Linked DNA regions of Homo sapiens: region 2 is linked to region 1. The links are chromatin loops, found by intact Hi-C in ENCODE. Cell type or tissue: GM12878. All regions are shown on one strand. Region 1 overlaps PRR5-ARHGAP8 (PRR5-ARHGAP8 readthrough). Region 2 overlaps PHF21B (PHD finger protein 21B).

What was found. Peaks named below come from ENCODE experiments on the same cell type or tissue, not always from the same donor. Only the 100,000 strongest peaks of a DNase experiment are listed, where the experiment ranks them.
Region 2: it touches region 1 in a loop (2.2-fold over the local background); 4 of 110 quality-filtered maps call a loop at or near these places.

What each region holds. Positions count from the first base shown.
Region 1 is chr22:44,818,725-44,823,724 of GRCh38, reverse strand. PRR5-ARHGAP8 (PRR5-ARHGAP8 readthrough) reads right to left here. Exons shown (of 15, transcript NM_181334.6): 9 at 1,256-1,354. It overlaps ARHGAP8 (Rho GTPase activating protein 8), which reads right to left. Exons shown (of 12, transcript NM_181335.3): 6 at 1,256-1,354. Among named protein-coding and RNA genes, the nearest start is that of ARHGAP8, 69 kb to the right of the region's middle. RefSeq lists a silencer at 2,851-2,950. In GM12878, a CTCF peak has its summit at 2,926 (motif pointing left); a DNase peak (open chromatin) is centred at 2,924.
Region 2 is chr22:44,948,171-44,953,170 of GRCh38, reverse strand. The region is part of intron 2 of PHF21B (PHD finger protein 21B); the gene reads left to right. Among named protein-coding and RNA genes, the nearest start is that of PHF21B, 59 kb to the left of the region's middle. RefSeq lists an enhancer at 1-724. In GM12878, no CTCF peak of the experiment used is centred here; a DNase peak (open chromatin) is centred at 2,260; H3K27ac peaks cover 523 bases.

The sequences.
Region 1 (5,000 bases):
CTTTGTCACCAGACCAAATCACTTCCACCACAGAGCTGCTACAAATACATCTTCTGAGCCGTCTCCATGGACTCCCCCGGATCACTTTAGTGAGGTCTGGGAGTGGGGTCTTGCCAGGGCCCACGGGCGACCAGGGATTCCCATCATCCTCTCATGGCCTCCAGGTCCAGTTCACTCTCCTCTGCTTGGCACCAAGGACTCCCGGCCCAAGGTGACCTCCAGCTTCACGTTCACCAACTTCTGCCTGATCACATGGGACTTCTCACTGCCTCCAGATCTCCCAATATTTCACCCATATGTTTGCAGGAGGGCTTCCCTCTGCTGGAAATGTGCTTCCCTGGCCTCTTCATCTAGCCAACTGTCCCTGTGAAACTCACTTTAAGAGCTACCTCCTCCTAGAAGTCTTCCTGGATTACCCCCACACACCAGTCCCCTCCCCAGCTGGGTTCTGTGCCTCCTCTGGCCCCTGTCATCACTGATTTGTGGCCCTCACTAGTCTGAGAGTGTCATGAGGGCAGAGACCACACTCCCTAAACACCTCTATATCCCAGCACCTGCCATGTGACTTGGCGTCCGGAGAGAAGTTATTATCTCCATTACCCCTGCAAGGCTACCAGCCTTCCCTGCACGTACTTTGGCAAGGGCCTGCTCCTTCAAAGGAGCGCCTCAGAGAGGGAGACACAGGGGCAGAGGGAACCCAGGCTGGGGGTCCAGAGACCCAGGCTGGATCTGGCCGCGCCCTGTACTGGCTGTGTGGCATACGCCTTTCTGGGCAGCCTCTATTCATCTGGGCCTACATTTAAGCCTTGTAGCAGACACACCAATTAAGCTTTCAGCATCCAGGAGACAGGTCGTTTTCTAGAGCACCCGTGACGTCCCTGAGAACACTTCATTCTGTACACAGCGTTATCCACACGCCTGGGAAATTCTCCTAATTTTCTGCTCAAAAGCAAAAACGGTAAACACCAAGGCAACAAACGGCCGTTGCCATGTTAGGGCTTATTTTTTAAATCAGTTTTGCAATGGTGGGCGAGGAAAACATCCCGTCCTGTATACAACCTTTGCCATTTCATTTCTCTGAGTCAGCAGTTAGCACCTTTTGCTGCGGATCTTTGTCGATGCCGCAGATTTCTGAGCCAAATCTAGCCAAGCACACATTTGGAAATCAAGCCTTAAACATTCATGGGACTGAACCAAGCCCTTTGGAAGCACGAAGATGTATTGATGCGGCTTCTGGGGTCTAACAGGCACTTACCGCAAAACTTCGGGAGGGATGACCAGCTGGTCGTATTTAAGGTGTTCGTGGAGCTCACTCAGGTAGTTGAAATAGATGACTTTCTTCCCAAACTTGTGACTAAGAAAGCAGAAGCAAGAGAATAAAGAACGATTAGGCGCCAGCAGAGAGGCCGAGGGTTGCAGGGAGGGAGGGGGAGTTGGCGGCAGAACAATGCAGGCATTTTTCATATTAAGAAAATGTAAACGCTGACACGACTTAAAACCCGAACATAACACAAGCAGCGCACGCCGGGAGATATTTTGCTTTCACGAGATCTCCAATGCACCAAACACGCTGGAGTGGCTCATCTGCATAAAAATAAATATCTGCCTCCAATTTACATCTGCCCTGAATTTGCATATAGGAGATAGCGCGGAAGTGCCAAGAAGCGCTTTTGGGGGATGCAGGCTAGACAGGGGGCACTAAGCCACTGGCACAGAGAGAGCAGCTCTGAGGTTGAAGCCTGCCCCAGGGCAGCCTCAGTTGCTCGCGGTTTTGGGGTCAGTGGTGGCTTCACATTTGGCCACCTCTTCTAAGGAGAGGAACCAATGAGGCTCTCCAGGTTTGTCTCCAGGACAGTCTCTCGGACCCCAGGGAGCAGCGCAGCCACAAGGCCAGACATGCCCTGACCAGGTGCAGCAACTCCGTCTTCTCCCTCCTCTTGTGCCCCAGGGCAATTCACTCCCTCTCAGGGCCTGGGTCTGAAAGTGGGGGTTCTCCCTCCTAAGTGAGGGCGGAAGACAATGCAAGGCTATTTGCAGGTCTAGTCCACTGCCTGACGTCTGGTGGACATGCTCGCTGTGACGACTGCTATTAGTAACAAGGCTCAGCATGAATTGCAAAGTGGGGATCATTGACAGATGGATGCGAGCACGCCTTTATAAGAAGCCTGTAATCCCCGCCTTCTTTATGATAGTCTAGGTTTGGTTTTTGCCATAAATATATCATTTGAGTTTTATTTTGGAGGACAGTATTATTTCTTTATTGTATATGTTTAAGATATACAACTTTTTTTTTTTCGAGATGGAGTCTCGCTCTGTCACCCAGGCTGGAGTGCAGTGGTGTGATCTCGGCTCACTGCAAGCTCCGCCTCCTGGGTTCAAGTGATTCTCCTGCCTCAGCCTCCCAAGTAGCTGGGATTAAGGTGCACACCACCACGCCTGGCTAATTTTTGTATTTTTAGTAGAGACGGGGTTTCAACATGTTAGCCAGGATGGTCTCGATCTCCTGACCTCGTGATCCGCCCGCCTTGGCCTCCCAAAGTGCTGGGATTACAGGCATGAGCCACCGTGCCTGGCCAAGATATACAACTATTAATGTGGGTAAAGAATTATGTTGTTACTGGAAAAGGAAAGTTATGTATTCAGCCAAACCGAAGATATTTTATGTTATTTTATGACAATTTGAAAGTCTTGAAATAAGTATTCATGTATTTTCAATGTCGTTTATTTTGTGAAATCAAAATAATTCAAGTTACCGTGGCAAAAACAAAAAATACGGAGATCATGACAGGTAGGAGAATCCAAAGGGACAGCGGCCGCCCAGTGCTCAGCCCAAAGCTCAGCCCACAGCTCAGTCCAGCGCCAGCACCAGCGCCAGGTGGTTCCTAAAGGAGCCCCGAGGGAGGCCGAGCTGTGTGCACTGGCTCCCCCTAGTGGACGAGAAAGAATCGGACCCGGGGGCTGAGGGAGGAGGGCGGGGATTGCCAGGTTTCTGTATTCAAGGACACTGCCAGGTAGGCCAGGGAACCCGGGCTGAAGGCTGGGGCTGCAGAATAGCCACCAAAGTGCAGTGTGCCCCTCACCCCAAGCACAAGGGGAGGGAGGAAAGCGGGGCCTGCCTTAGTGCCTGCACCCCAGCCCCCGGAGGGAAGGGGCTGGTGGGACCCCTGCAGGAGTGTCCTCACCGCCTGCCCATTTAGACGCCACAGGACTCGGGGACAGTCTGGTCTCTGCTGGAAGGATGCCGGAGGGTGTCCCCGGGGCTGTGAAGTACTGTCAACGTCCTGTGTGATGGGCGGGAGGAACCCACTAAGGGCAAAGGGAGTCTTGCCCCTCTGCAGGAACCATTCTCAGGGACAGAGGTGCCCGCTTCAGAGCTGCAGGGAGGCCTCCCATGCCCAGCCCCTCACCTTCCTCTCTGCAACCTCCCTGACCTGTCCTGCAGGCCAGGCTCTGCCAAACACGGACTCTGGGACAGGTGCAGCCAGGGCCCTGCCACTTGCCTCTCCTCTCGGGAAAGGGCCCACAGGCCAGCTCAGCCAGGGGCTCCCAACACGGCGTGCGGCAGAGTTGCTGGGGTTTTGTTAGACCTGCAGCCACAGGCACCACCTGCGGGGATCTGAGTCAGGAGGTCTGGCGAGACCCAGGGCCTCAGAGTTCCTCTACTTCCTTCATTTACAAATGAGGACTTGGGAAACAGAGAGGTTATGTGGCTGCCCAAGATCTCACAGGCAATGGGCTGCGGAGCCCAATCTGGGCTCCAGAGCCCCAGCCCAATTCCTATGGTCCTCTCCTGGCAGCTGCTTATGTCCAGGCATGAGGCAGAATGAGGGGTAGAACCACACAGGCTCAGGTTGGATCCCAGCCCACGCCCCCTCTCATGGTGCGACTTGGGCGTAACCTCTCTGAGCACCAACCTCCTCTTCTTTGGAATGGGGAAAATGTGGCTGACTTCACAGTACTGTTTTGCGGTGCTGGCACATAAGGTGCGTAAGATATTGGAATCAAATTAATACAAAAGGGTAGTTTTAAAAGATTTTTTTTTCTTTTTTCTGAGGTGGAGTTTCGCTCTTATTGCCCAGGCTGGAGTGCAATGGCGCGATCTTGGCTCACTGCAACCTCCGTCTCCCGGGTTCAAGCGATTCTCGTAGCTCACCCTCCTGAGTAGCTGGGATTACAGGCGCCTGCCACCACTCCCCGCTAATTTTTTGTATTTTTAATAGAGATAGGGTTTCGCCATATTGGCCAGGCTGGTCTCGAACTCCTGACCTCAGGTAATCTGCCCACATTGGCCTCCCAAAGTGCTGGGATTACAGGGGTGAGCCACCACGCCCAGCCAACTTAAAAACATTTTAAATCAGGGCCAGGTGCAGTGGCTCATGCCTATAATCCCAGCACTTTGAGAGGCCGAGGCTGGAGGATTACTTGAGGTTAGGAATTGGAGAGGAGCCTGGGTAACATGGCAAAACCCTGTCTCTACTAAAAGTTCAAAATTTAGCTGGGCATGGTGGCGTGCCTGTAGTCCCAACTACTTGGAAGGCTGAGGTGGGAGGATCACCTGAGTCCAGGAGTTCGAGGCTACAGTGAGCCGTGATGGCACCACTGCACTCCAGCCTGGGCAACAGACTGAGACCTTGTCTCAAAGCAATGAAACAAAACAAAACAACAACAAACAAAAAACACAGTACTAGCAGCTAACATTGAGTATTTGCCTGGCAGGCCCTATTCTAAACAGTCAACATGGTGCGCTCCTATAATCCCAACACTTTGAGAGGCTGAGAAAGGAGGATCACTTGAGGCCAGGAGTTCCAGTCCAGCCTGGGCAACATAGCGAGACCCTGTCTCAACAAAAAATTGTTTTAAACTAGCTGGGCACAGTGGTGCGCACCTGTAATCCCGGCTATGTGAGAGGCTGAGGTGGGAGGACCACTTGAGCCCAGGAGGTTAAGGATGCAGTGAGCCATGATTGCACCACTGCACTCCAGCCGGGCTGATGGAACAAG
Region 2 (5,000 bases), 130 kb before region 1:
CCGAGAGAAGAGTCCTGTGGGGACCTTCTCCTTCTGGCTCAGTGTTCATGGGCACCCTGGGCCTCAGAGAGAGGAAGGGGCTGCTCAGGACTGAAGCCATCGTAGCAGTTGGGATCCTGATGCCTGGCCCACCCCAGCCCACTTCTGTCCCCCTGGCTGCTATAGAAGAGACCCAGGGGTCTGCGGAATGGGGAGGAGCTAGGTCAGCAGGGCACAGGGCAGCCCAGCACACAGGGCTCAGCAGTCCCGAGGGCAACCGAGGGCTAGGAGGGTGCCCGACACAGGGGCTGAATCCTGCCTTTTGTCCTGAGAGCTCTCTGTCACTGAGAATCTGCGCCTAGCACCCCATTCACGTCACTGAGGGCTGCCAGGGTCTCTGAACCTCTGGGGTTATTTAGAGGAGGCTCATAATTATAGCTCTTCAAAAATGATAGAATCTTGGAATCAGACTCTTATACTCTTCTCTTTTTCAACTGTAAACATATTCATCATAGGAGATGTGGAAAGTATCGTAAAGGATAAAGTAATAGAAAAACAGAAATTTATCATATTCTCCATGAGAGGCAGTCACCGTTAGTGATTAGATGTAATTCCCATCAGTTGAAAGCCCAAAAATGCTGGGCATCGTTCAGTCCACTTGGAACTTGACTTTTTCTTCGGTTCTGCCTCCCTGTGCTCCCTCCACCCCCAGGATAGACGGGAACCTTTTCCCATGTCAAAACTGTTTTCAATGACCATATGCCATTTTGTTGTGGAAACATGCCACAGTGAACTGAACAGTTTCTCTCACGTTGCATGCATGTTGGTTCTATTTTATTTTCTTTTTTGAGACAAAGTTTCGCTCTTGTTGCCCAGGCCAGAGTACACTGGTGCGATCTCGGCTCACTGCAACCTCCGACTCTCGAGTTCAAGCGATTCTCCTGCCTCAGCCTCCAAAGTAGCTGGGATTATAGGCGTCTGCCACCACGCCTAGCTAGTTTTTGTTTTTTTAATAGAGACGAGGTTTCACCGTGTTGGCCAGGCTAGTCTGGAACTCCTGACCTCAGGTGATATACCTGCCTTGGCCTCCATAGGTGCTGGGATTACAGGTGTGAGCCACCGTACCCAGCCAGTTCTGTTTTCTTAATTGTATACATAACACGCAGTGAGCACCATCACAGAGAAGTTTAACCACAGATCTGAGAATCATGGAATCATTTCATCATAACCACTGTTACTCGGAATCTTTATTTCACTCTTGTTCACCACCTCTTTCCAAAAGAAATTTGAGGTAATAAAGGACAAAAGGCAAGGAAAAGTGAGATGGGAAATGCACAAAGCTAACAGTCCACTAAAGCTAAACCTGCACCTATCCCATGATCTAGGAGTTCCACTCCTGGGTGCAGACCCAAAAAAATGAGTGCCTGACTCACCAAAAAAAAGGTGTTCAGCATTAGCCATTCTTTATGATAATCCAAACTGGAAACAACCCAAATGCCAGTCAGCAGTACACTGGAGATGTAGATTGTGGTCCATTCACAGAGGGGAATACTATGCAGCAATGAAAAAGGACATCTGGCTACAACAGCTTTCATGCATCTCACAGGTGTTAATGTTGGGCAAATGCATCAAGACCCAAAGAGTGCAAACTGTGTGATCCCTTTTATGTAAAGCAGGGATTCCCATCTCCCGGGCCATGGACTGGTACTGGTCTGTGGCCTGTTAGGAACTGGGGCTCACAGCAGGAGGTGAGGAGTGGGTGAGTGAGCAAAGCTTCATCTGTATTTACAGCCGCTCCCCATTGCTCGCATTACCCCGAGTTCCGCCTCCTGTCAGATTAGCAGCAGCATTCGATTTTCATAGGAACACGAACCCTATTGTGAACTCTGCATGCAAGGGATCTAGGCTGTGCACTCCTTATGAGAATCTAATGCCCGATGATCTGCGGTGGAGCTGAGGCGGTGATGCTGGCACTGGAGCACGGCTGCAAATACAGATAAGCATTAGCAGAGAGGTTTGACTGCACAGAGACCATAGTAAGTCAGTTGCTTGCAGACTCATATCAAAACCATATCTGTGAGTGGCGGGTGCTTAAGCTGCATCTGGTGGCAGGCTTTATAGTGGCAAGTGAGTTGATGTACTTCAGTTGTACCGCTGCGTCTGGCGGCAGGCTTTACGTCAGAACCTGATGCTTATTTTAGGCTGCGTGTGGCCCGCCTGTGATGTTACTTACCACTTCTGTCCATGCCTCTTTCCCACACTCAGCACGTGTCTCAGTCACAGTTTGGGTAAGTCCACCGGCTAACCCTAGCCAGAATGAGTAAGAAAAAAATCAAGCGTCTCTGGAGAGCTTCTTTGAAAAGGGGGAAAGGCCCAATGGTGAAACAGCAGAAGACTCAAAGAAAGTTGCATTTAAAAGGAAACAGCAAGAGCCCTGCTTCAATTATGGATTCATTGCAACAAGTGATTCATATTCCCCAAGCCCTCTTTGCATAATATGTGACCACTGGCTATCCAGTGAAGCCGTAAAACCTTCAAAACCGCTTCGCCACATGGAGACCAAGCACCTTGCATTAAAAGACAAACCTTTAGAGTTTTTCAAAAGAAAAAAAAAAACACGAACACGAAGAACAGAAGCAATGATTGAAGGCCACCACTTAGTTGACTGTGTCTGCACTGAGAGCGTCACTCTTAGTGTCTAACCGCATTGCTAAAGCTAGGAATCCCTTTACTGTTGGTGGAGTTGATCCTGCCTGCTGCTGCTAAGGACATCTGTCGTGAACTTTTGAGAGAGACTGCAGTTGAAAGGGTAGCACGTATTCCTCTTTTGGCTAGCACCATAACTAGATGAATTGATGAAACGACAGAGGGTATTGAGGCACAATTGTTAGAGGGGATTAATGAGTCACTGCGGTACGCAACCCAGGGTTGACGAGTCTACCGATGTTGAAAACAAGGCAACAATGCTTGTTTTTGTGCATATATGTTCAGGAGGATGTGCATGAGGATGTGTTATGTGTGCTTCTGTTGCCAACCCACACCACAGCTGGTATTCACGTCTTTGATTACATATCAGGAAAGGTGAATTGATCACTTTATGTTGGTCTGTGCATGGACGGAGAGACTGCCATGGCTGGACGGCTTTCTGGTTTCATTACTCAGGTCAAAGAGGTCACTTCTGAATGTGAGTCCACACGCTGTGTCATCCATGGAGAAATGCCGGCCAGCCAAAAAATGTTGCCTGAACTTAACAGCGTTTTGGAAGCTGTGATTAAAATGATCAGTCACGTTAAAGTACATGGGCTTTAACTCACATCTGTTCTTGCAGCGGTGCCGAAAAAATCACCTGAACTTAAGAACGTTTTGCAGGATGTGATTGAAATGATCAGCCACAGCAAAGTGCATGCCTTTAACTCACGAGGTCTGTTCTCGCGGCTCTGTGAGGAGATGGACGCGGTACACACACGTCTTCTCTGATACACAGAAGTGAGATGCTTTCCAAAGGTAGATCACTGGCCAGAGTTTCTGAGTTATGAGAGCTGCTCCAGAGATTTCTTTTAGAAAAATAGTCCCCACTAGCAGCATATTTCAGTGACATAGGATGAGTCGCAAAACTTGCTGACTTGTGCGACGTATTCAACCTGCTCAACAAACTCAATCTGTCACTTCAGGGAAGAATGACAACTGTGTTCAAGTCGGCAGATAAAGTGGCTGCATTCAAAGCCAAATTGGAATTATGGGGGTGACGAGGGAACACTGGGATTTTTGACATGTTTCAAACATTAGCAGAGATTTTGAAAGAGATAGAGCCAGGGCCTTCCCTCTTCCAGCTGGTGCATGATCACCTACCTCAGCTCTCTTTTTTCTTTTTTTTTTTTTTTCTTTTTTTTGAGATGGAGTTTCGCTCTTGTTACCCAGGCTGAAGTGCAATGGCACGATCTTGGCTCACCGCAACCTCCGCCTCCCAGGTTCAAGCAGTTCTCCTGCCTCAGCCTCCCAAGTATCTGGGATTACAGGCATGCGCCACTACACCCAACTAATTTTGTATTTTTAGTAGAGACGGGGTTTCTCCATGTTGGTCAGGCTGGTACTGAACTCCTGACCTCAGGTGATCTGCTGCCTCCACCTCCCAAAGTGCTGGGATTACAGGCGTGAGCCACCGCGCCCGGCCCCTACCTCAGCTTTCAAAAGAGCTTGAGCGTTACTTCCCAACCACCAAAGAACCCCAAACTGGGAAGGAATGGATCTGTGACCCATTTGTGGATAAGCCACGCGAATCACCTTTGTCTGTGCTAGAAGAGGATCAACTGCTTGAGACTGCAAATGACAGTGGCCCTAAAAGTGTGTTTGAGACAACTTCAAATCTCCATATGTTCTGGATAAAAGTCAAAGTGGAATATCCTGAGATTGCCACGTGAGCACTGAAAAGCCTGCTTCCATGTCCAGCATCCTGTCTTTGTGAAGCCGGGTTTTCTCTGTCTCTCTTTTTTTTTTTTTTTTCCAGACAGAGTCTCACTCTGTCACCCATGCTGGAGTGCAGTGGCACAGTCTCGGCTCACTGCCACCTCTGCCTCCCGGGTTCGAGCGATTCTTGTGCCTCAGCCTCCCAAGTATCTGGGACTACAGTTCTGCACCACCACACCTAGCTAAATGTTTTTTTTTATTTTATTTTTAGTAGAGATGGATTTTGCCGTGTTGGCTAGGCTAGTCTCAAACTCCCGACATCAGATGATCTGCCCGCCTCGGCCTCCCAGAGTGCCGGGATTACAGGCATGAGCCACTGCGCCCAGCCTGAAGCAGAGTTTTCTGCAGTGACAGCAACCAAAACGAGATGATGGAGTAGACTGGACATAAGCAACACATTTAGGGTGTCACTGTCCCCATCACCCACCCGCAGATGGGACTGTCTAGTTGCAGGAAAACAAGCTCAGATTTCCCACTTATGCTATGTTATGGTGAGTCGTGTAATTATTTCATTATCTATTACAATGTAATAATAACAGAAATAAACTACACAATAA